3 separate regions of the Mus musculus genome follow, and regions 1 and 3 are each linked to region 2. The links are chromatin loops, found by intact Hi-C in ENCODE. Cell type or tissue: gastrocnemius. All regions are shown on one strand. Each heading gives the region's core, and the rest is flanking DNA. Links, peaks and the distances in the headings are about the cores only.

What was found. Hi-C counts contacts between places; a loop is a spot of excess contacts. Peaks named below come from ENCODE experiments on the same cell type or tissue, not always from the same donor. Only the 100,000 strongest peaks of a DNase experiment are listed, where the experiment ranks them.
Region 1: it touches region 2 in a loop (5-fold over the local background); 4 of 42 quality-filtered maps call a loop at or near these places.
Region 3: a loop joins it to region 2, with 13 times the contacts of the local background. A loop is called at or near these places in 39 of 42 quality-filtered maps.

The regions. Positions count from the first base shown.
Region 1 is chr7:140,121,492-140,129,725 of GRCm38, reverse strand. Paox (polyamine oxidase (exo-N4-amino)) reads right to left here and starts at 4,041. Exons shown (of 7, transcript NM_153783.4): 1 at 3,844-4,041; 2 at 2,911-3,400; 3 at 2,019-2,218; 4 at 456-708. The coding sequence starts at 4,000. In gastrocnemius, for the core only: no CTCF peak of the experiment used is centred there; a DNase peak (open chromatin) is centred at 4,101; H3K4me3 peaks cover 1,610 bases; H3K27ac peaks cover 1,713 bases.
Region 2 is chr7:138,920,437-138,928,670 of GRCm38, reverse strand. No RefSeq gene overlaps it. Among named protein-coding and RNA genes, the nearest start is that of Bnip3, 15 kb to the right of the region's middle. In gastrocnemius, for the core only: CTCF peaks have their summits at 4,518 and 4,722 (motif pointing right); a DNase peak (open chromatin) is centred at 4,785; H3K27ac peaks cover 778 bases.
Region 3 is chr7:138,836,978-138,845,211 of GRCm38, reverse strand. It overlaps Mapk1ip1 (mitogen-activated protein kinase 1 interacting protein 1), which reads left to right. Exons shown (of 2, transcript NM_001045483.1): 2 at 8,182-8,234. Among named protein-coding and RNA genes, the nearest start is that of Mapk1ip1, 5.2 kb to the left of the region's middle. In gastrocnemius, for the core only: a CTCF peak has its summit at 4,311 (motif pointing left); DNase peaks (open chromatin) are centred at 1,603, 3,553, 4,296 and 4,552; H3K4me3 peaks cover 964 bases; H3K27ac peaks cover 2,559 bases.

The DNA.
Region 1 (8,234 bases), core at 1,751-6,750, 1.2 Mb before region 2:
ATCTGTAGGTCTGTCTGTTATTTTTAGATAGAGTCTGACATATTCAAACACATGTTCTTCCAGCCTCAGCTTTCCTACTATTAGGAGTGGATCACTATGCCTGGCCAACTGAGGGTCTCTACTTCCATTATGTAGGAGGCGCTTTAGCTCCCATCTAAGTACTATTTCTACAGGTATAGACAGATCCATACTTCAAATACCAAGTTTTAATACCACACACACACACACACACACACACACACACATATCCCTGGAGTCCAAAAGTACATTCTGGGTCTCCATTTGTCTCTCAGGGAGCCAGGATATCTGAAACCAACACTTCAGGAGCACATGCTCCTCCTCCAATCAAACACTCAGAAATACCTGACAATGAACTATACACAGCTGAGTACTCCAACAGACTAAACTAGTGAGCCAGCAGGTGCATTCCCTAGAACTCCTGGATGCATACATACTCAAAAGAAGGCTGGACCAAAAATCCAATGAGCTTCTTGAACCAGGTGTCTTGGAGTGAGAGGGCTGTGTCCTGTAAGGGCGATGTATCTTCCCACACCACCTGGATGAACTGGCAGTCGGGCTCCCAGAAGGGCTCTTCAAACTCCAAGAAGATTTTGTTGTTGGTACCAAAGCCTAGTTTTTTGATGGCTTCTGCTTTTTTGGCAGGCAGTGGTGGCTCAAAAAAGGTATCTTGGTGTTCTTTAAGAAAACCTGCAATTCAGAACAGGACGTAGTTTAAGACAGGTCTTGTGATGCATGTCTTTAATCTCAACACACAGGAGGCAGTGACAGGCATGGTTCTCTGAGTTCAAAGCCAGCCTGGTCTACATAATGAGTCCAGGACAGCAGGGGCTACATGATAAAAGGAAGAAGAAGAGGAAGAGGAGGAAGAGGAGGAGGAAGAGGAAGAGGAAGAAATAAGTAAATAAATAAGTTCGGTTTTAACTAGAATCTACATCAACAGGAATCTGTCCTGATTGTCTAGAGAAAAGTGCTTCTAAACATCCCGTACATTCATTCGGGTACCTGGAGACAAATTCCAAAGGCTGGACCTGCCAATCAGAACTCAAGGTTGACTGCTACCATATTGGAGGGAAACTACAGACTCCCTGGTCACAGAGGGACAGTTAAGTGGGACTCTGAGGAACATCTCACTCCTGACTTTCTATCTCTAACTGCCAGTCACACTACTCAGGGGCAGTCTGTGGTAGCCACCACACAGATTTCACGAGGAAGCTTGTCTTGCTCTTTACTAGAAATTGAACCCAGGGCCTCATCCATGCAAACACTCTGCCACTGAATACACTTAGATAAGTCTAAGTAGGGAAAAAAAAGAAAAAAGAAAAACAACCCACAGTCAGACAAACAACAAAGACAACCCAGAGGAGAGAACATTTGCTTGAAACCAGTACGAAAGCAAGAAGGCCTTGAATCCCAGCACTTAGGAGGCATAAACAGGTAGATCTCTGAGTTTGACACAAGCTTGGTTTACACAGTGAGTTCCAAGCCATTCAGGCCTACATAGTGAGACCCTGTCTCAAAAGACAAATTAAAGTTTAAAAAAGGAAGGAAGAAAATCAGTACAACAGGAAGCCTGCAGGGCCATACCCAGGCACATGACAGAGACAGTTCCCGAATACACAGGTCCTGGGAAGAAAAGTCATTCTATCTAGATCTTCAAGAACAAGCCACATAAGCACTTTGAGATTTTCATGTAACACCATCTGAAACAGGGAAGTAAGAACTACCGAGTTCCCACCAGCATTTATTAATAATGGCTTCTCTATACAAGACAGTATCAGCCAGGGAAGGCAGCACAGTGACTCCAGGTGAGGCAGGACGGCTACAACTGCCAAAAATTATGGTGGAGTACTTTTATTCACCTGGAGATCCTTAGCATGAAAACATGAACTCAGCAGCTCAATAAATATCCAGAGCCAAAGAAGGAGAAGAACCAGAGGCCTGTGATGCCTGGGATAGGGATATAGACAGGCAGCTTAATCAGGATAAGTGATTTCTACCTAATGGCACTGTGACAATGACATGATGTGCAGGCAGGCGGGCACCATCTTCACACTCCACCAATACGGGGAAGGTCTCCCCTGGAAAAGCAGCTTCCTGGAAGGACCCATTCCAGTGAATGGTCTTCACCGGCTTGTCAAAAGCGACCGTATCCTTGGGCAAGGAAGCCAGTATGCGGTCGGTAAGTCCTTGGTAGCCACTAGGAGAGACAGAAGTTGATGTGTCTGTGAAACAGGCCCTGGAAGGGGAACTGGCAGAAATAAGCCACCCAAGATGCCACCAGCATCCAGAGGAGCATCGCTCAGAGCCAGAAAGAGAGGCAACCCCTTAAAACACAGAACCATTAACATCTGCATCCGGACTAATGAGGGTCCCATAAGTCAATGAACACAACACTGACTGGTTCCCATGAGAACCGGAGTTCCCCACCACCACACCAGCCCCAGGTTTGCACACTTCCTACATCACAAATCCTATCTCCTAGACAGAAGCCTTGGGCCTGATGTTAGGGGTGTGGGTGGGAGGTATAGGAGACCAGCCCCGCCCAATCAATGTCTTTGTTCCTAGAAGCAAGCACAAGCCTGCCTGCCATAGGGAAGGAGCCTGCTTGGCTTCTCTGCACTTGAAGGCCCTTGAGTAACACCTGGCACAGGAGCTACCCTAGGATATCAGAAGAAATGAGCATTCAAGATACTTCCTCCTCAATTCCCTAGACGAATCTTTGCTTAAACACAACTAGGAGAAAGAGAAACCAATCCCTCTGAATGGGGAGGGCAGTGCCCTCACCTGCCCGCTCCAAGCCTCCTCCTCTCTCCCCTTCTCCCTCCTTTCTCCAGTCTAGTGCCTCTGCCTGGACAGTAGGGACAGAGCTGGCAGGGCTATGGCCCATACCCAGCCAAGATGCAATCCAGCCCAGGCAGCACTGTATACTCCCCGAACGGTGCAAGAGCCACCAGGTCCATGCTGTGGGTGCCGCTCACACAACACTCTATGTTGAAGAAAGTATTCAGGATAGCCAGCTTGCGCTTTCTGGTGTCCTCATCATCCTCGGTCCAGCTAGCCACCTGCTGACTTATCTCCTTCTTCAGGAACTCTCCAACACTGGCCATTGGGGTTTCAGATTCATTCAGGAATTCTCGGGTCCGCTCTATCAGTCCATAGAACAGACGGGCCATCTCTGTCATCAGCTCCAGGCTCACACTTGTTCCAGAGCTGGACCAGATCATGGAGGGCAGGGCCACGTGCCCTCCTGTATCCACAAGCTGGTTCTCTTCCGATAATTCTTTCTCCCCCAGGAGCCCGAATTCTGCAGCCAGCTGGAAGACAGGATTGTCCTGGGAGGGCCCATGGATCCAGTGTGCACCCAGCTCCACTACACCACCTAGGAGGGCACAGGAAATGCTACCTGGAGGCCCTCTCCCCAGAAAAAGCAGCCCCACCCTTTCGCAAGCATACTCTAGGAACACCTTGAGAGTCACATGGTCCCCTTGTATACCAGGACCAAGGGTCCTGTTCCTCAGGGTAAAGTAGTTCCTAAAGGCATGGCTTGGTCAGACCAGATTTCGGGAACTCCTGGGGAGGGGCGAGACAGCCTGTACAGGCTTCCTTCACTTAAGGAGAAACCCGAGAAACCCCAAAGCTGAGCAAAGCAACTGCGGGACCCTAGGTTGCCTTCCCTAGAGAGTACTCTCCTAACTTTAGGCAGTTGACTTTCCAGGCTCAGTGAACGGAGGGTGTGTTCCTTTACTCCGGGAGCCAAAAAAGGAAGGCTTCCTGGCTCAGTAGGAACCGGATGGGGTCTGGGGTCGACCAAGGAGCGGTTACCGAAGCAGCGTTCCGAGCGGATGCGGCCCCCGGCGCTGGCGGTGGCCTCCAGAACCCGCAGGTGTGGAGCAGCCCGGTGGCTGCAGAGCTTCTGCGCAGCGCCCAGCCCCGCGATGCCGCTGCCCACCACCAGCACCCGCGGGCCAGGGAACGCCATGGCTAGCTCAGGGTCCTCCAGAGACCTGGCCTTAGGCGCCTTAGCAGAGGCGGGCGGGGCGGGGCCAGAGGCGGGGAAGAAGGCGGGGTTGTGTAGAAAGGAGCGAGTGAGTGTGCGTGGGACTGGAGGTGGGACGAGGGGCGGGGCCTATGGGGAGCAGAGGAGGGGCCAAGACGGGAGGAAAGCCTTGGTGAACATTCGGAACTGGACTGAAGGAGAGGAGATGGATGTCCCTTGGCCTTCACTGTGTGGTCCACGTAGGCTTGCGGCTCCCAGAAGCGCTCAAGCTCCAAGTGCTCTGAGCAGCCCTCCTCCTGTTTGGACCCGCCTATAGTCTACTTAAGAAGGGTGTGGCTGTAGCTACTACTAGGCAGTGTGAGCCTAGAACCCCATAGAGATGCATAGTCTTCCAGAAGCATCCTTCCTGGTTCGTATCAGAGCATAGAGTGCGCCATAGCTCTAGTCTCCTTTCCACTGGCCTGTCGGCTCACAGTGAATCAACCCGCTTAGAAGATAAGTTCTGTCCTGTAACCATGCTGACCCAAAGCACAAAGACAGGGATCTTGTAAGCTAAGAACACTGTTTTGGCCAACCACTCAGCAGGCTGAGGGGCAAAAATGTCCTTGACCAACGTACTTGATCCCCTCATTCACTCAGAGCTACTAGCTGTGGTATAGAGAAATAAAACTCACTGGTTGTATGCTATGGGGAGGGGGTGATGGCTCTGACATAGATGGGAACTGGGCATAAATCCGCGTCTGAAGAGGATATATGGTAAGGGCAGGAGGCACATGCCCTCCCCTCAGCTACAAAACATCACTCTTGTTCACTTTCTAAGTTAGAGTGTTTAACTGGATCTTGGGAGTTGGGAGTTGAAGCTGCCCTCCCAAGCAAAGATACCAAAAGCATCCCACCCTACATTGAGGAAACTAACCTGGAGACAAAGAGCTACCTGGTCTGGTTCATTAAAAATGCCAGTCTTTAATACTCACTATTTTCCTCTACACAGTTTTAAAACTTCTAACAAGTTGGTTTCACAAGACATAGAAAATCAAGTTGGAGCAGACATGAAAACTTCCCTCCTGCTTGCTAGTTTGCATAGTGTCAAAAGCTGCTATGCAGGCTGCTGTAGGAAAAAAGTTATCAGCGGCATTGCTCTGTGTCAATTCCCACATGCTACAGGACTGTCAGGGACCTTCTGCTGTTTTGCTAAATGATCCTGTTATCAGACTGCCTTTTAAATGTTGGGTTTTGCCTTTAAAATGTTGGGTTTTCATGCTTCTCTCAACCTTGGCCAGAGGTGCTTCTTCTGCAGTGAGCAGCAACTAGTACAGAGACTCACAACTAGTCCGCGAGCTGAGAATAAGTGACCTATGAGTGTACAACATTAAATGAAGTATCTGTCTCAGCCTCCCCACCCCCACCCTCAACGCTCAGGGAACATCAAGGAGAGGAAAGGGAAAGAGTGTAAGATCCATGGAGTGGAGAGATCCCACGTTGCTCTTCCAGAGGACTGGAGTTCAGTTCCCAGCTGAGCACCCACATCAGGTGGTTCACAAGCCCTGTCACTCTGGCTCCAGGAATCCCCCTTCCAGCCTCTATGGGCAACCATGCATGCATGATGTACACACATAAACTAAAAGCTAATAAATATTTTTAAAGTTTTTCTTAAAAATGTAACAACCAGAAGATCAAGACGAATGTTATGAGATGCTGACTTCTGGCCATGAGGTGGCCATGAACATTCTGTAGCAATGATGACCTACACAGTATCAAGCCAAGATCTATCAACATCCTAACAAGCAGCACTAATTAGATTCAGTGAATTACAAAAAGGAGGAGGAGCCACGAAGAGGGAGAGGATATGTTGAAGATGCTTGGGGGAGTGGGAAAGAGAGTTAAAAATAAATATCATCAAGAGATCTCATTTATATGTATGAAAATGTTACAAGGTAAATAAAAGATCCTTTAAAATTCTGTTAATAGAGAACAGCCTGGGACCCAAGTACCCTTCCCCTACAGACTGGATAAGTTAATGTGTATATTTCCTAGCTTCTCTTTAATCTTTTCTACATAATTGGTTTTATGTTTGGGAGGGATCACAATCATGAAAAATGGAGATCTCAGTTAGCCCAGGCTGGCCTGAAACTTGCTATGCATTTTCTGCACTGCCCTCATGGGGTTGCCATGCACCCACCATGCCTGGCCTTTCCTGTACCATTGTGACCCTGCTAGAGGAAAGGCGGAGTCTGCGGTCAAACTGTGAGTAGACAGTTCATTTACTAATTCCTATTTTAATTTCTGTGGGATACAGGAAAGTCGAAGTTGAAACTTTTAACAAAGTGGCTGGTAGTAACACGCTGGGCCTCTAGCGGTACAGGGCAGGGACAGTTTAAACAGCCACATCCCCTGGAAATAGCAAAAGTCATAAAGCTAGCAAGCTGCTTGACACAGTTCCAGCCAAGCTGAGTGGAATGCTGAGCTTGCTGTCGTTCTGTCTGTCTCTCAGTTTTAGGTTTTGGTTTCTGTGTGTTGTGTTCTTGGAGACTTTCTGCATTGTGACTCGTTTTATGTCTTTTCCTGGTTTTATGGAACTAGCTTTAGCCACTATTTGGAAGTCTTCCTTGTGCCTTGAAGATTCTGATAAGCTCAGTGTACTGGCTGGGTTTGTGAGTCAACTCGACACAGCTGGAGTTATCACAGAGAAAAGAATCTCCCTTGAGGAAACGCCTCCATGGGATCCAGCTGTAAGACTTTTTCTCAATCAGAGATCAAGGGTGGAGAGCCCAGCCCATTATGGGTGGTGCCGTCCCTGGGCTGGTAGTCCTGGGTTCTATAAGGAAGCAAGCTGAACAAGCCAAGAGAAGCAAGCCAGTAAGCAGCACCCTCCATGATTTCTGCTTGCACTCCTGCCTCCAAGCTCCCACCCTGTGTGAGTTCCAGTCCTGACTTCCTTTGGTGATGAACAGCACTGTGGAAGTGTAAGCTGAATAAACCCTTTCCTCCCCAACTTGCTTCTTGGTCACAATGTTTTGTGCAGGAATAGAAACCCTGACTAAGACACTCAGATAAGCAAAAGCTAGGCATTTATAATGAGGCCATGATTCCAGGAATCTTCTTGGGGTATCCGCAGCTAAGCAAATTCAAACAGTATGATTGGCACAGGGGTAAACAGAGATAGCTGACAATTCTGACCAAGAGAATTAGTAACAGATCCTTGCTTCTTTTTATGATATGCTTAGAGCTCTCTGAAAATGTAGTTTAAAGAAAGGGGGCTGTACAGAGCATACCCAGGAGGAATAGACGTCAATAAATAAGATAGATTGACTAAAATAACCTTTTCCTACTTTCAAGTGAGATGGTGAAATGGTTCACAATAGGAGTTAGCTGTTTGTATTTGCTGTTCATAAAAAGACTGGCTCAGATGTTTTCTGTGTGTCTGAGATGCTTTTAAAACTGCAGATATTAGGCTAGAGAGATAGTGCAGAGGTTAGGAGCACTGGCTGCTCTTTCAGAGGTCCTGAGTTCTATTCCCAGCAACCATATGGTGGCTCACAACCATCTGTAATGAGAGATCTGGTGCCCTTCCGGCCTGCAGGCATACATGCAAGCAGAACACAGTATACATGATAAATAAATAAATCTAAAAAAAAAAAATACAACCAAGCAAACAAACAAACCTGCAAGTGCTGCCATCCTAAAAGCAGGCTGCAAATAATAAATGTGCTTGCTTTAGTGGAGACATTCCGTAGATTATTTGAACTGAAGTTTAGGGCTAATAATAAAAATAAAATCAGTTCTATGAGTACTTTCTAATTGTGACTGAACTTGTAACCCTGAACGTGTAATGAAAAAAAAAAAAAAATCAGAGAAAACTAATCTAATCTGTGCTCCTGGATGATCATTAGTCTGTCTTTGTTCTGTGAGACGTGTATAAATAAAGCAGCAATCGGATTCCTAGTGAGTCAGAGCTGCAAGGTTCCCCTGACCACTACACCTGACTCACTTCCCTCACCGGCCCCTTATCTCCTCTTGGCCACCCTGTCAATGGGCCAGGGCTGGCCCCAAGCAGACAATAGTGCTTCTTGTCCCCTACACATAGTGCACCGGTCTGAAGCAAAGGCTGCCCTGCAGCTGGGGTCATCATATGCTCATTAAACAGACCACTGGAGAGTATGCAAATACCATGGCATGCTTGTCCAAAGGCAGGAGGGCTGTCCGACACCACAGAAAA
Region 2 (8,234 bases), core at 2,098-7,097:
CTTCTACCAACCCGATGTGCAGGGGCGAAGACAAAAATCTGTGTGGGTTTGAGTTTTGTTTGGGGGGGGGGAATTTTTTTTAATGTTTTGGCGAGCAAGTCTCGCTATGTAGCTTAGGCTGACCTAAATTCTGCTGCTTCAGTTTCCTAAATGCTAGGATCATGGATGTATGCTACCATTTCCAATTCAAAACTTATTGAATACAAAATATTTACTAGTGTCAAAGCACACAACAATATCAAAAAGTATTACACAACCCTTCAGGGGCTCCTAGCCTCTGTGGGCAGTAAAAATGTTGATCCAAGGGCTAGGTTACATGAAACAGATGACTGATACTTTGAAGGTCAGAGATTACCACTTGCATTATCTGTGTAACCACCAAGCATCTTTGGAATGAATCTATTCTCTAAAATACAACTCAGAGCCTTTAATCCCAGCACTCGGGAGGCAGAGGCAGGCAGATTTCTGAGTTTGAGGCCAGCCTGGTCTACAGAGTGAGTTCCGGGACAGCCAGGGCTATACAGAGAAACCCTGTCTCGAAAAACCAAAAAAAAACAAAAACAAAACAAAAAACAAAAAAAAAAAACAAAACAAAACAAACAAAAAAAAACAACTCAGATCTACACAGCACAGATATGATGCACAGATGGTATACTTTTCTAGGTTGTGTGTGTGAAATTGCTAAAATGTTATGGGACCTTTTATCAGTCACTTTTTTGTCATCATCATGATAGAATACTATTACAAAAGAAAAGCAATTTAAGGAAGAATTGATTCTGGCTTATGGTTTCTGAAGACTTGAGTCTGAAACAGGCAGGCATGGCGGCAAGAACAGGAAACTGAGAGATCACATCTTAACCTCATACAGGAAACACAGGAAACTGAAAGTGGAGAGAGGCTATACTTTGTCCCTCAAAACAGAAATAGCAGCAGCAGCAGCAGCAGCAGCAAAACCTAATTAATCAAAACGAAGCCAAACAAACGAAAATCTGAAACATCAGAAACACTTCACAGAGAATAACATGAACATTCACCCAGGTCATGGTGGCACACACCTTTAATCCCAGCACTAGGGAGGCAGAGGCAGGTAGATCTCTGAGTTAGAAGCCAGCTTGGTCTTCAGAGCAAGTTCTAGGACAGTCAGGACTAAACACAGAAACCCTGTCTTGAAAACACACACACACACACACACACATACACACACACACACACACACACACACACACACACACGCACACATAAAACAAACAAAAGAAAAATAACATGAACAGTAAAGATTTTAAGTATTCTGGGAAACAATGTATACAATTATAAATACATAGCATTAGATCATATTTAAAACTATCTTTTAAAAGCTATCTAAGTAATAGATTACATGGTATAACAAAGAGTAGATTAAAAAGCAGTGGAGAAAGGCTGGGGATGTAAGACAGCTGGTGGAGTGCTTGCCTAGCATACAAGTCCTGAGCATACTTTGGGTGTGGTAGCGCATGACTATAACCCTAGCACTGAAGAAAAAGGTGAAGGTTATATACAGAGCTTGAGGCCAGCCTGTGCTACTCGAGACCTTGTGTCCCAGTTTCATTTCTGGATCAAATACCCTGTCAAAAGCAGTTTTGGGGGAGAAGGGATTTATTCAGCTTACAGTTCCAAGCTATTGTTTCAGCGTTATTGGGAAGCCAAGGCATGAGCTTGAGTGGCTAGTTACACCCATGGTCAAGAGCAGATGTGGAAACTAAGGCACGTACAGCCTGCACCAGTCCAGAGCGGAGCTTGCTAAAGCTGACTGGTGTGTTTGTGAATCTATGAACAGGACGGTCTGGATGGTGTGTCATTATGTGGGTGACTGAAGTCCTTGAAGAGTCATTTCCCTCTAGGTTTGTTTGGGGTTTCTTTGTTTTTGTTGTCTTTGTTGTTGTAGCAAGTGCGCTGTCACTGAGAGGCCCAAGCTGTCATTTTCTCCTGGGAATATTTCTGGTCCTCTGGTTTCCAGTGTGTCTCTCTCCAACCTAATCCACTCACTACTTACATTTGCTAAGGAACTCAGCGCACTTAAGAGCAGCTTTGTTTGCTGTTTGTCTGTCACCCATCCCCCCACCTCTCCATCCCCTCCATTCCTTCACCCCTTATTCCATCCATGCCCTTTGCTCCTCATTTCTTTGTGCCTCCATCCCTATATCCTGTTCATCTTTTCATCTCTCAAGATCCCTTCATCCCTCCATTCCTTCATCCTTCCATCCCTTCATCCATCCATCCATCCATCCTTGCATCCCTCTATCCTTCCATGTCTCCATCCATCCTTCTATCCCTCCATCCTTCCATTCCTTCATCTTTTCATCCCTTCATCCATCCATCCATCCATCCATCCATCCATCCTTGCATCCCTCTATCCTTCCATCCCTTCATCCTTCCATCCCTCCATCCTTCCATCCCTCTCTCCATCATCTCCTCCATTTCTATCATCATTTTCCCCCTGATTTACTTTTATCATGGTATTTTATGGCAGCAACAGAAAAATAAATTAAGACACTGGGGATATAGGTCAGTGTTCCAGAACTTCCAAGTATGTGTGAGGCTTTGACTTCAATACAACACTAAAAAAGATAAGCAAATAGCAAAGATTTTGAAAGATTTATTTTTAATTTTTTTGTTTTATTTTGTGTGCATGGGTATTTTGCCTGCATGCATATCAGTGTGTGACATGTGTGCCTGGTGCTGGTGGAGGCCAGAAGGAAGGGATCCTAGGAGATTGTAGTTACAGATGGCTATAAGCAAGCAGCCTACAGTGCTAGAACTGCCTAAATCCCCTGGAAGAGCAACTGCTGAACCATCTCCCTAGCCCCTTTATTTTGTTTGTTTAAAAAAAAATTTAGATTTATTTATTGTCAGTGAATGCCCAAAAAAGGGCATCATATCCCATTACAGATGGTTGTGAGGCACCATGTGGTTGCTGGGGATTGAACTCAGGACCTCTGTTCATGCAGTGTTCTTAACCATTGAGCCATCTCTCCAGCCCTGTTTGTTTGTTTTAATTGTGTGTGTGTGTGTGTGTGTGTGTGTGTGTGTGTGTGTATGTGTGTGTGCATGAGCACTCATACAAGAGGTAGCGCATGTGCACGCACTGAGTGCAAGTGCCTACAAAGGCCAGAAGCACTGGCGTGGGGGATGGGATTGGACTCTGGTCTTCTGTGAGAGCAGTACATGTTTTTAATGGCTTCCATATATCAGGAGTGGTGACACACTCTTGCAATTCTGAAACTGAAGAGCCTGAGGCAGGAGGATTGGCGGACAGCCTACCTAGCCCATACACAGGTACCAAGGCAGTCAGAGAAATACAACAGGATCCTGCTATTGTTACTTTCCTCTCTGCTTTGACACAAACTCTGACCAAAACAACTTAAGGGCGGGAAGACTGGTTTTGGCTCACAGTTCAAAGGGAAGTCCATCATGCTGAGGGAGGCAGGAAGGCACAGAAGCAGTAGAATGCTAGTGTGATGTGCCCATATCAGCAAGCAGAGGATATTGGCAAACCTGTGCTCAGCTCGGAAAATAGCTCAGACATCGTTTCTCCTTATCAGCCCTGGACCCCAGTCTATGGAATGATATTGCCCACAATTACAGTGAATCATTTCATCTCAGCTTAACTTATCTGTATCACAGGTATGCCCAGAGACTTGTCTTCTAGATGATTCTAGGTCCTATCAAGTTAACTACGCTAATCACAACGTCATCTTAAACAAAACAAATCATACATTTTCAATTTGCGATTGATTTTCACCCCCAGACTAGGGACTGGAATCCACGGATGCAGAAGCAGCAGATGTGGAGAGCTGACGTGATCATGAACATGTCGAATTGCTGCCTGCTTCTGTGGTTTGTTCTTATTTATGGCTGGGTGTTGTGGGTTGGACATAAACTGTCTCCAAAGGCTCGTGTTCTTGGTCGAGCTTGGTCCCAGGTGATCAGAGGGCTGTAAATTCACCAGCAGAGCAATCCACTGACCAGTCCACAGCAGGATAAACTAGAGAGGAAGTAAGTCACTGGGACCAATAAGGGTTTGTGTTGTTCTAGATCTCCCCTGCTCTGCCTTTCCTTCCTGACCTCCTTGTGATGAGAAGCCTTGCCCACCACACAGTTTTGCTGCTGTACCTCTCTTCAAGTCCAAAAGTAACAGAGCAGGATGCCCAGGAGCCAAAATAACTCCTCCTCTGATATTTTGTCAAAGCGATGGAGAGCCCTAAGACACTAGATGTTGTGATGCTGTGTGAAGTTACCATTGTTTGCCTATTTTCCTTTGTAGGGACACTGAGAAACATTCTATTTTGTGTCTGCTCTGAATAAAAATGCAATGGACACTTTTGCACAGAGCTTCCAGTTTGGGGCACTTTTCTTGTGTTATTTTCAGGTTTCTGCATCTTGAACAGCAGAGGGTGTCAGTGAGCCAACAAATAGCCACCTGGAGAGCTCAACTCAGCTCAGCTTTTCCCAGGAGGAAGCAGATCTCAGTGGTCCAACATTTGTTACCATCTTCCCCGTCCTGAAACTTAGGAAGACTTGGGTACACAGATATGAAGACATTTTGACAACTGTAAAAAATTTAAGTAATGTTCTTAATTTATTCTTTTGCTGCTGTTTCCTGGTTTGTTTGCGTTTTTTTGTTTGTTTGTTTGGTTGGGTGTTTGTTTCTTCAGGGTTGCCCTTTTCTTCCTTTGCAGTCATGAGTCCACAAGGTGGCAGGAGAGCGCTTATGTGGGCAGATGCCTGAGCTCTATACACAGGGCTCAGAATTCTCACCCAGATGTGTCTAATGATCAGACAATAATCTATGCCTAAACCTGAAGGTCAGCCATTACTCTTAGCCTTCTCTTTTCCCCTTGAGACAGAGTCTCATTAGGCAGTCCTGGCTGGCCTGGAACTTGCTATGTAGAGCAAGTTGGCCTTGAACTCACAGGCATCACCCTGTCTCTGCTCCTCTGGAGTGCTGGGATTAAAGACATGGACCACCATACCTGGCTACCCTCTGTATTTTTAAGTATATGCAACCAAAATTTACTGCTGTTTGTTTGTTTGTTTATTTATTTATTTATTTATTTTTGCCAATGATCCAGTCTACCCGCAGTGTTTGGCCTAGGCACACCTACTCAAACTGCTGTTACACCTCCAGAATGGTACACCCTACTTCTGTAAAGTGTCACCTTCAGAGACTTGATGGCTTTTCTGATGTGTGGACTCTTGATGGCTTGGGTAATTCCATGGCTATTTTTAAAGGGAATAAATAAGAGGAGCTGACCTCTTGATTTGCATAATTGTGTGTTGTTTCTGGGGCAAGAGGGCAGTGAACCATTTTCTTTCCAGGATCACACAAGGTGCTTATAGAAAGACGAGCTGGGTGGGTCATTACCAGGGACTGTGCATGAAGTGTTTCATCCTTGGTTGGAAGGAGCCCTGCCCCCGCAGGGGATGAGAACAGACAAGTGAATACCTGTGAAACCCTCAAGTCCCTGGGTGGCACATTGTCCAGCTGGGCTCTGTGTAGCTCTGTTCTGGTGAGCATCTTACTCATGGAGGCTGCCCATTGCACCCCTCAGGGGTTTTTGACTATGATTTAGTGGGTTTACTCAGATGAAAGGCTGGGTTTGTTTGGGTTGCTTGGGTGTTTCTCACATCAGATCTTCTGACTCCAGAGACTAAGAAGCTATTAAGACAGCTTCAGCTGCAGAGAAGAAGACCTGGAGCCAATGGGTTTGACAACAGGAGTGGAGCACTGCCTGTGGCCTCCAGAATCATTACAACCTGACAGTTTAGACTCTAAAAGACTTCTGAATCTAGAAGATCTGGGATTCGTCATTTGAACGCATTCGCCAAAAGGGGGTACTGTGCAGCCAAGCTTGGAAGTTGCTGCTCTGTGTACCTGGTTCATGGGTTAGGGGCTCCTTAAATGGATCTTCAAGGCTCAGGATTCAGGTGGTTCCCACAGAAGTAGTCAGGGGGGTCCTGGCTGATGTATTCTGGGGAGCTGCATCTAGGCTGAGAAGTGGTCTGGGGGACTGATGCATGAGGGGAGCAGAGGCAAAACATAAGAGCTGGGGACACAGCTGCCTCTTGTTCTGATGTTCTCTTCCCCTGTGTCCTGTCTCCCCCCCCCCCCCCAGTATCCCTTCTACCACCTACTGTGCTCACACTGGAGTGAACAGCAGAGCAGCATGGTGATGTCTTCCCTCCATGCTGTCTCCACCCAAGAGCAGGGCGCCTGTGCTGTGCTGTGCTGTGCTGTGCTGTGCTGTGCTGCGTTTTCCATCTGAGATCTGGCAAACTTTTGCAGTGCAGGCTCCCTACCCACCATAAATGTAGCTGGAACACCAGCGCTGGCAGCTACTTCCGCTCAGCTGGACAGTAGCCCTAACGCCAAGGTCAGAGGATGTGGAATGGCGTGAGCTGGGGAAACCATGGGGTGGTCTCTTCAGCCACAGCTGCTGCTGTTAAAAGCAAAACAAACACAATGTGGGGTATGATGGAGCACGCCTTTAATCTCAGCGCTGGGGAGGCAGAGGCAGGCAGATCTCTGAGTTCAAGGCCAACCTGGTCTAAAGAGTGAGTTCCAACACAGCCAGGGCTACACGGAGACACCCTGTTTCAAAATAACAACTAAACCCCTACTGTAATACATAAACATCAGAAACCATTACTTCTGTTTTTAAGATTTTTGGTCTGAGATTTGAAGACATCTGTCCTGTGAAGACTACATCTTCTTAAGATAGCACATGGCCCGAAATGCAGTTAACAAGGGAACAGTGCCAAGGAGTCAGGAGAAAATGCTTACTGCTCTGTCTGGGGCAAAGGGCCAGGCTGCGGCCTGGGCAGGGAGAGTCCTGCCAGGAGACTGGGGCAAGACTGGGTAGTAGCTGAGCAGGACAGATGTGGGAGAGTTCAGAGGAGGGTTGTGTGAGGAAGACTAGAGTCCGCATCGCCAGAACCTGCACACTCATATTCATGGAGGCCGTGGCGGTAACAGCCAAAGCTTGGAAGCGCTGAGGTATCCTTCAGGAGGCGAAGGAGTATACATCCTGTTGCACCCAGACAATGGAAGCGTGTTCAATTATGAGCTGCCAAGCCAGGAAAAGACATGGAACAATATTACTGGAAAACACCCGAGTTCAGTTCCCCGTACCCACATGTCAGCTCACAACTCTGTAACTTCAGTTCCAGGGGATCTGATGAAGATCCAGGGCGTCCTCCGGCGTCCTCTTCCATGTCCACTTCATGCATCTGAGGTACAGATGGACATGCATGTAGGCATAACACTTACCCATACCCATGAAAAAAAATCTTGAATATAAAACAGAGAATACATGTCTAGGCTGAGCATGATGGCACACACCTTTAATTCCAGCACCAAGGAAGTGGTGACAGGCCAATCTTTGTGAGTTCAAGGCCAACCGGATCTACATGAGTTGCAAACTAGGCGGGGCTACATAGTGAGACCCTTTCTAACATAAACAAACAAACAAACAAAACAAATACTGAGAGAAGCCAGACTGAAAAAGTTATGCTGTAGGCTCCTATCGGTGCCATTCTGGAAAAGATAAGTCTGTAGAGAAAGGAAAAAAAAAAAAGTGGTGTTACCAGGGGGTGGGATGTTGAGACAGAGGGCAGGGACTTAACACGGTAATCCATTCTGCATGAGTCAGGTCCAGAGAGCAGGCAGCAAAAGCAACATGGACCACAGGTCCACTGGTGACTCCATAGTTGTGTGGTTTAACAAAGAAAAACGCTCTGGTGAGGATCCTGATAGAGGAACTCGTGTGTACGTGTGTGTGTGTGTGTGTGTGTGTGTGTGTGTGTGTGTGTGTGTGTATGTGTATATGTATGTGTGTATGTATGTGTATGTGTGTGTGTATGTGTTTGTATGTGTGTGTATGTGTACATGTGTGTGTATGTATGTGTGTATTTATGTGTGTGTATGTGTATTTATGTGTGTGTATGTATGTGTGTGTATGTGTACATGTGTGTGTATGTGTGTGTATGTGCATGTGTGTGTGTATGTGTGTGTGTGTAGGGGGTGGTCAGGGGCATTTGGAAAATCTTTCTCCTTGATGCTTACTCTTTCTACAAAACTGAAAAGTTTGTCTTTGTAAAATAAGCATATGACAGGGCTAGGAGTGTGGTAGAGTGTAGTAACCAAGCATCAACAAAGCCCTGGTTTGATGCCCTAGCACCCCATGTACTGGGTGTGG
Region 3 (8,234 bases), core at 1,200-6,199, 83 kb after region 2:
TAATGTGTTTAAAGGGCAGCAAGAAGCTGTGGGGAGAACAGAAGTGGCCAAGGAAGGCTAGTCATAGCAGTGGAGGCAAGGTGGTCCGGGACAGAGCAGGAAGCTGTTTTCAGGGGGTGAACTCTGATGAGAGGGCTGGCTATGGCCAAGAGCTGGAGAAAGTCATGAAGAAATAGGGCCTTCCATCAGTAGCAGCACTCAGGGTTGTTTCTGAAAGAACTGTCTCTGAGTTAAGTAGGAGGATAAAATGAGCTGCATGTGTCTGGGTGTATGAGAGTAATGGAGAAGAATAAGAGACATGGAGTAGTGAGGATATAGGAATGTCACCCAGATGACACTCCAGAGCATCAGGAGAGTTAAGAGCATATGTATAGTTCTGGGAGGACGTTTTGGGAGGAGCCTGAGGACGGAATTCCAAGCCTGGGAAGAAGCATTCTGAGACTGCTTGCAGAACTGGGGTTTAACTTAAGTTTATCCAGACTCCATGTAGGCATGGGTATCTCAAGTAATGCCAAGTGATCTCGATATTCCTATCTGCCTAATTGTAGCTGCATGTTTAAGTTATGTAGCTAGACAGCACTGTCACATGTGTGTCTGTGTGTACTGGGGTGCTTCTTAATGAAGAATGACAGACCGAATGGACAGAACTGTAAGTAGCTGCCTTAATAATTAGTGGCAGGCAGTATATTTGGCTTACACTTCCACATTATAGTCCATCACTGAAGGACATCATGGCAGGATCCTGGAAGCAGGAGCTGATGCAGGTCATGGAAGTGTGCTGCTTACTGGCTGGCTCCTCATGGCTTGCTCATCCTGCTTTCTTACAGATCCCAGAACCACCGGGACAGAGGTGGCTCCACCCATAATAGGCTGGACTCCTCCCCATCAATTACCAATTAAGAAAATAACAGGTTTGCCCTCAGGTAGATCTGAGGGAGGCATTTTCTCCATTGAGGTACCCTCCTCTCAGATGACCCCACCCTGTCAAGTTGACATGAAATGAGCCAGCATAGGCCAAATTTAACTTTTTAAAATATATGCACATCTATGCCCAGGCCAGAAGAGGGTGTTGGATCCTGTAGCATTGGCGTTATAGGCAGTAGGGAGCTGCGGGACATAGGTGCTCGGAACCAAACTAGGGCCCTCTGGAGGAGAAGCAAGTGCTCTCATGCACTGAGCCATCTCGAGCCCCATCGTTTTCGATTGCTTACTCTAATGTGGAATGGGGTGGGTACCTGCCTTGTTCTCCACCTCCACTCTATCCACTTTTCCTCTCTTGTCTGTTTGTCCTCCTCTCTAAGGATGTGGTTCTGTCCTTAGACCGAGAACCCTTGTGGGTCATTCCTTAGAGACCTTAAGCCACTCTGCTCCAGCCCCTGCCTTCTGTGATCTTAAGGTCTCCATAGCAACTGTTAGTAACTAATGAAACAAATATTGTGTGTCTGTTGAGTGAGACCGACCTAGTCTTTGTGTACAGGAGCTCAGAGTCCATCAGGAGCAGGCCATCTCTGAGCCATCTCTGTCTACTATGTAAGCGGGCTGATAGGAGGGAGTGCATGAGAACTTAGCATGGGGTGGGGTTCTGGGCTTTTAGCCAGAAAGATGGGTGCTGAAGCTGTTGAGTAGCATCTGTGAGCTTGATGGGTGATAGGGGTTGAGGAAGGGGTGAGGGGATAGAGATGGTGCATGTTATCTAACCTTAGACATGGAAAGTTCGGTGGCTTTGGTGCGGGAGTGGAGTAGGTGCACTTCCAAGTAGTGCTGACTGTCATGGCCTAACTGCAGATTGGGTTGTAGAAACTTGCTTGACTCCTGTAGCCGTAAACCAGCACTAACTTCAGTCTAAGCTCCCATCCTGAGTCAGACTTTGGGACTTCTTGGGGCTGGACGGGAACCTAGGGCAGAGGTCAGGTGAGCATAGAGGAGCCCTGGGGACTGAGGGGCAGGGGTCCTGGGACAATTATATGCTTGCTGGAGTTGCTAGTCCAGTTGCCTGCTTCCTTGCCTGGAATCCCTGAGCTTGCTTTTGGCCAGATTCTACTGACTTCTAGAATTTCTAGGGTGTCACCCAGGGTATGAGAAGCAGGTGAATTACCTAATATGTATCCATTGGGTCTGGTAGATGTATGCCATCGGGAAGTCAGAGGCCACTGAGGGCTTAGAGTATGAATCAGGCATTTACTGCTAAGCTCTTCCCATACCCTAGACCATAACCTCCTCTCTAGGAATAAAGATTGACCACAAAGTTCTTAACTTTCAGGATCCTCAAGTCCTGGTGTCAGGAAAAAGCACTGGCCTTTCTACCTACTCCCAAAGCCACGGCATTTACCTATGGGAGTGCATCTGCCCCTTCTGCTGCCCTCTGACCTCCACGGTGCTGTTCCTCCCGTGTCTGAAGGGAAGGCAAAAGTAGAAGCAGAGGCTGAGAGCTGCTGTCCTGCTGACATGGTGGGGTGCAGCTTGGTTTGTTCATCCTGGCTGATGCATGGATAGTCAGGCACTTCTCTGCTCCACATTTTAGAGCAACACAGCAGGCTTTTAATCAGGAGCAGAATACATACTTCATCACATTCGTGCCCAGAGAGTCTCAGAGGCTGGCCTAGAAGCTTGGGGACACTCTCCCTCCCAGTGATAGATACCTGGCTTTGCTTTTCTTTTCTTATTTTAGAAAAACATTGTCAGCTATTTGATGTTTTTGAATCATATTTTAAAGTCAGAGAAAAAAACCACTTGCTCATTTTAAGTGTTTTTCTGAAAAACAAATAATTCACAGATGGAGATAAGTTCATCTCAGGAGTAGAAATACAGCTTCCCGGTATCCCACAATATGGCTTTGTTCTCTAAATTATAAAGTCAGGGCAGCCCAAGAGCAGTGCAGAGCCGAAACGGCGACAGAAGGCATGGAACTGGAGCCACAGACCCAGCGCAGCAACTTGCAATTTTTCTTCACTGGGAACCTATTTGAACTTAAATTATGCACAATAAATGTCAAATCTTTCCCCATTTATCTTAGTAACTGAGGGATCCTGTATATTGGGGAAAGCTCTTTGTACATCAAAGCTCCTTAACAATGCAAGTTGTCTCATCTTCTTGTGGGAGGAAATGTCAGCTTGATTGATGTGATGTGGGGAGTGAGGGCTTCTCTGAGGAGAGCCCCAGAGCACAGGCTCCTCTCTCCTGCCTCAGCTCTGATTGCTTACTCTGTGGAAAGCCCTTTTAGGGCAGCCCCTTCATATTAGCACCTGTCATCTACCCCATGAGTCACCTTTAGAAACAGGCCACCATGAGGATCAGAACCCCCACCAAGCCTAGTGACTCATTACAGTGGAGGATCCTGCCCCTCAGTAAAAATATCAAGGAAGGGACAGATAAGCAAGAATGTGTTTTTCAACAGGCCCCAGGTCCTGTTCTCTGAGCCCTTAGAACTAACACAGTGGGTGCCCAAGAGCTTGGTCTTGTGAACTTGACCTTGGTGCCTGGGACTTACCCTAATGTGTCCGGCTGGAGCAGCACCCCAGGTCCCCGTGCAGGAGCCAGGTGATTATAGAAGGTGTCACCCTAGTGGCCAAGACCAGAAGCCCAACAGTCAGGAATTGAAGCTGTGCCACCAGATTGGAAGTCTCACCTCTCTCCCGCCTCCTCACCCCCCCCCCCCCCATTTGTTAGAGTCTCATGTGGGCCAGTCTGACCTTGGACTCTATGCAGTCCAGGATGACATTGAACTTCTGACCCTACCTGCCTCTGCCTTTCTAGTGCTGGAATTACAGGTGTACTCCACCACACAGGTATATGCTCACTCATAAGTGTGTGCCACCTGTGCCTTTCTAGCGTATCTGAACCAGTCTCTTCATCACCAAGAGTTAGGAGCGACCCTTCCTAGCCTTGAGCATAAGGAGTTAGGAAGGATCCAGAAGGTTAACCAAAATTCTACACAAGCCTTATTTGTGGCTTCAGTGAGATATTTGTTACTGAGTTTCAGAGAGGTGGGAATTGTTTGTGGGGCCCAGTCCATACATACATGTACATACAAACATACGTATGTACATACACGTGTGTGTGTGTGTGTGTATATATATATATATATATATATATTATATGTATATATATGTATATATATTATATATAGGATATAAATATATATATATATTTATATCCTACAAAAAGGGCTGGTACTTCCTTCTCTGGATACATACTCTATATCCAGAGAAGGAAGTACCAGCCCTTTTTGTAGGAGCTTCACTAGGCACAAAGCTGGCAGCATGTGCTTTCTTCATTAGGGAGCTGCTGCCCTCTGCTGGATGAGACAGGGGAAGCAACTCAATGATCACTTTGGAAGTCCTGGAAGAGACCAAATCTGTTTGGAATTATGTACTCACAAAAGCATCCTGGAAAGAGAAATTCCTTGAGATCAGAGGCTGAGCCCTGCCGGTATAAACTGGCAGAATTTATACACACTAGCACACCCACTGTGAGACCCTGGACAGAAACCTTTTATCTTAGCCGTCTGAGTAGGAGTGAGGCCATCAGGGTGCATCCGAGCTATACACATGGCCTAGCGCTGACCTTTGACCTTGGCCCTCACTGCTGCCAGAGATGAGGAAATGGAGAAGGAAGAAGGGAGAGCAGGAAAGGAAGGTGAGTGGAAGCAGGACAGATGTGTGTGTACAGGACAGGTGTGTGTGTACAAGTCTGCATTCCTTGACAGATGGCCTGGCCCAGCCGCCCTCACAAAGCACAATAGGTCTCTACTCTCTGTGGTTCTAGGGAAAACGCAGGGCTGCCTCTGAGGCATGGCTAGTTGTTCTGTGTCTGGCTCAAGGATGAGACTCTTGGGCTCAGGTCTTTCTTTATAGGAGACTTAACTTTGGCCAGGCATCTTGTTTATGGCTGTGAAGTTTTGGTAAACACGTACATGTCCTGATAAAAAACGTATCCCATGAACTACTTGTGGCTTATTATTATTTTGATGTAGAAATCAAGTCTCAACTTAGAGGAGAAGGCAAAGTGTCCCTGTTCTGTGTGAAACAGGAAATTTAGGCGGACTAAGACTCTTGGTCTGATTACATCCATGGCTGTGCCTGCTCTTAGGTCTGAGGTGTTCTGGTTCCTCCCAGGCAGAAGCTAAGCCCACAGTTTGTTTTGGGAGACCTAGTCCATCAGGCAGCTTCTGCCGTAGCGTCTCTCTGAGCTGAAATGTCTGGCCGACCCTTCTTTAATGATCCTTGTCTCCTTTCAGCCCTTATGTTAACCATATGCTGGAGTCACCTTAAGAACCCAACATCTGTCTGATACTATTAGTGAAATTTCCCATGATTCCTCACGAGATATGAGAACTCGCCTAACCCTCACCTAGATGCTGAAGCCAGCCAGGGCATCTCAGGCCCCTTACACCTCCTCATGAGATAATGTGCCGTTTGTCCTTAGGCTAACCCTAATTAATAAATATTTGGTATTTTCCTCATTTACATTTCCAATGCTCTCCCAAAAGTCCCCCATACCCTCCCCCCCACTCCCCTACCCACCCACCCCCACTCCCCTACCCACCCACTCCCACTTTTTGGCTCTGGCGTTCCCCTGTACTGGGGCATATAAAGTTTGCAAGTCCAATGGGCCTCTCTTTCCAGTGATGGCCGACTAGGCCATCTTTTGATACATATGCAGCTAGAGTCAAGAGCTCCGGGGTACTGGTTAGTTCATAATGTTGTTCCACCTATAGGGTTGCAGATCCCTTTAGCTCCTTGGGTACTTTCTCTAGCTCCTCCATTGGGGGCCCTGTGCTCCATCTTATAGATGACTGTGAGCATCCACTTCTGTATTTGCTGTCCTTGTTCAGCTCACGTTTCGGGGAGACTTATGAGTGTAGCTTCTGTTGTTACCAGGAGACAGACTCTTGAAGCAAACTAACTTCCTGATTATCTGGCTCTTAACATCTTTCTGTCCTCTCTTCTACAATATTCTCTGAGCCTTAGGTGCAGGACAGTTTTGTACATGTAGCCACTGGGACTAGGCTTCACAACTCTGCATTTTGATTGGTTGTAGTTTTCTGTAGTCTCCATCTCATGCAAGAGAAGTTTCCTTGATGATAGATGAAGACTGTACCTATCTATGGGTCTAAGGATACGCACATGCTTAGATTATTGTTAGAATTATGGTGGTTTAGTAACTTTGTGGTTATAGATTTTCTTCCAATATCATAACTTCATGAGCACTGAGTAGTTAGCTAGGTTCCCAGTTCCAGGCGTCATTTTCTTCCTTTTGAATTGGTCTTAGGTCCAGCTAGAGAGCTGCTGGTTCCCACCGAGGTATGCGCACCACCACTGCACCCTTTGGGTTACTGCGCCGTGCTGCTTGTTGCTGTGGTTCATAAGTGCCACAGCTGGGCAGGACTGTTGGTTACCTCCCTCCCTTGGAAGCTTGCATGGCTTCTCTTCATGAAAGCTAGCCCTCAGAGATGGCACGTTTACATTTTAGAGAAGTCCAGCTTAGTTTTTCTTCCACAAGTTATGATTTGGCTTTGGTATTGTGTCTAAAAACTCATCACCAAACCCGATGCCACACAAAGGTGTCTCTTACTGTTTTTTTTTCTTTTCTCTTTTTTCTTTTTTAAAGAGATCTTGTGTGTTTATTATGCCCTTGCCTTTAGGTCTACAATCCATTCCCTCTATGTCTAAGTTACATGTTTTTGGCTTGTGGACATTGGAGATTTCAGCAGCTTTTGTGGAATAGACTTTCTTTACATCATTGTTATATCTTAGCTCCTTTGTCAGAGATCTGTTGATTCTTGTGTATGCCTATTTTTAGGCTGACTACTCTACTCCATTGTTCTTATTTATCTTTTCAAGTATAATGCTATTTTGCCTCTTGTCACCATATGAACTTATTTGACGTTAGTTAGTGTCGCTCCTCTGACATTGCTTTCTTGATGATTCTGGAACTCTGATGTTAATTCTTTCGATGCTTATGCAGGGTTATAGTGCTGGTACACAGGAAAGAATCGCTTTTATGTGGTCACTCTGACCTGTAGCCTGGCTGCAATCACTTATATCTTCCAGGAGGTATTTTTGTTGGAATTTTCCACATAGACAATGGGATAATCAGAGTAAAGACTTTTTTGTTTCCTTTGTTGATCTACATACACTTTATTTCCTTTTTTTAAAAGTCTATTTTCTAAAAAAGATTTATTTATTATTGTATGTAAGTACACTGTAGCTGTCTTTAGACACACCAGAAGAGGGCGCCAGATCTCATTATGGATGGTTGTGAGCCACCATGTGGTTGCTGGGATTTGAACTCAGGACCTTCAGAAGAGCAGTCAGTGCTCTTAACCACTGAGCCATTTCTCCAGCCCCACATTTTATTTCCTTCCTGTATTCTTTCATCTCCTGTTGGCTAGGACTGGCTCTGTGATGCTGAGTAGGAGTGGTGAGGTGGGCTCCACAGCCTTGTCCCATCCTGATCTCAAGTGGGAAGAATCTACTTTTTCACCACTACGGAAGAAGGCAACTTTGGTTTGCTTGTTTGGTTTTAATGTTCTTTCTTAATTTGGGAGAATTCTACCCTACTCGAATTTTACTAAGTTACTATAAAACTATCCCTTCTTTTAAAACCAGTTTACAAGACGGTTTTCCAGAATCAGCAGTGGAGACGTTTCTAGAACCACCTCTTCCCTCACTGCTGTTCTGTAGATGCTGTCCTTGCTCTGGTGCCCTATATGCCCTGTGTGCTAGCCCCTCTTCTCTATCCCCAATCTGTCCCCTATGTGCTAGCCCCTCTTCTCTATCCCCAATCTGTCCCCTATGTGCTAGCCCCTCTTCTCTATCCCCAATCTGTCCCCTATGTGCTAGCCCCTCTTCTCTATCCCCAATCTGTCCCCTATGTGCTAGCCCCTCTTCTCTATCCCCAACCCGTGCCCTATGTGCTAGCCCCTCTTCTCTATCCCCAACCCGTGCCCTATGTGCTAGCCCCTCTTCTCTATCCCCAACCCGTGCCCTATGTGCTAGCCCCTCTTCTCTATTCCCAACCCGTGCCCTATGTGCTAGCCCCTCTTCTCTATCCTAAAACATCCAGTCTCCTCTACTTGAGTCTTTTCCAGGCCTTTTCCTCATTTTGATAAAGTGGCCAGATCACTCATGGTTCAGAATGTGATATAATCAACCAGTTGTTTTGTTTTGTTTTATTTAGGGAAAATTTCCCTTTATGAAGCAGATTTAAACAATCAACTTGTTCAGGCCGGT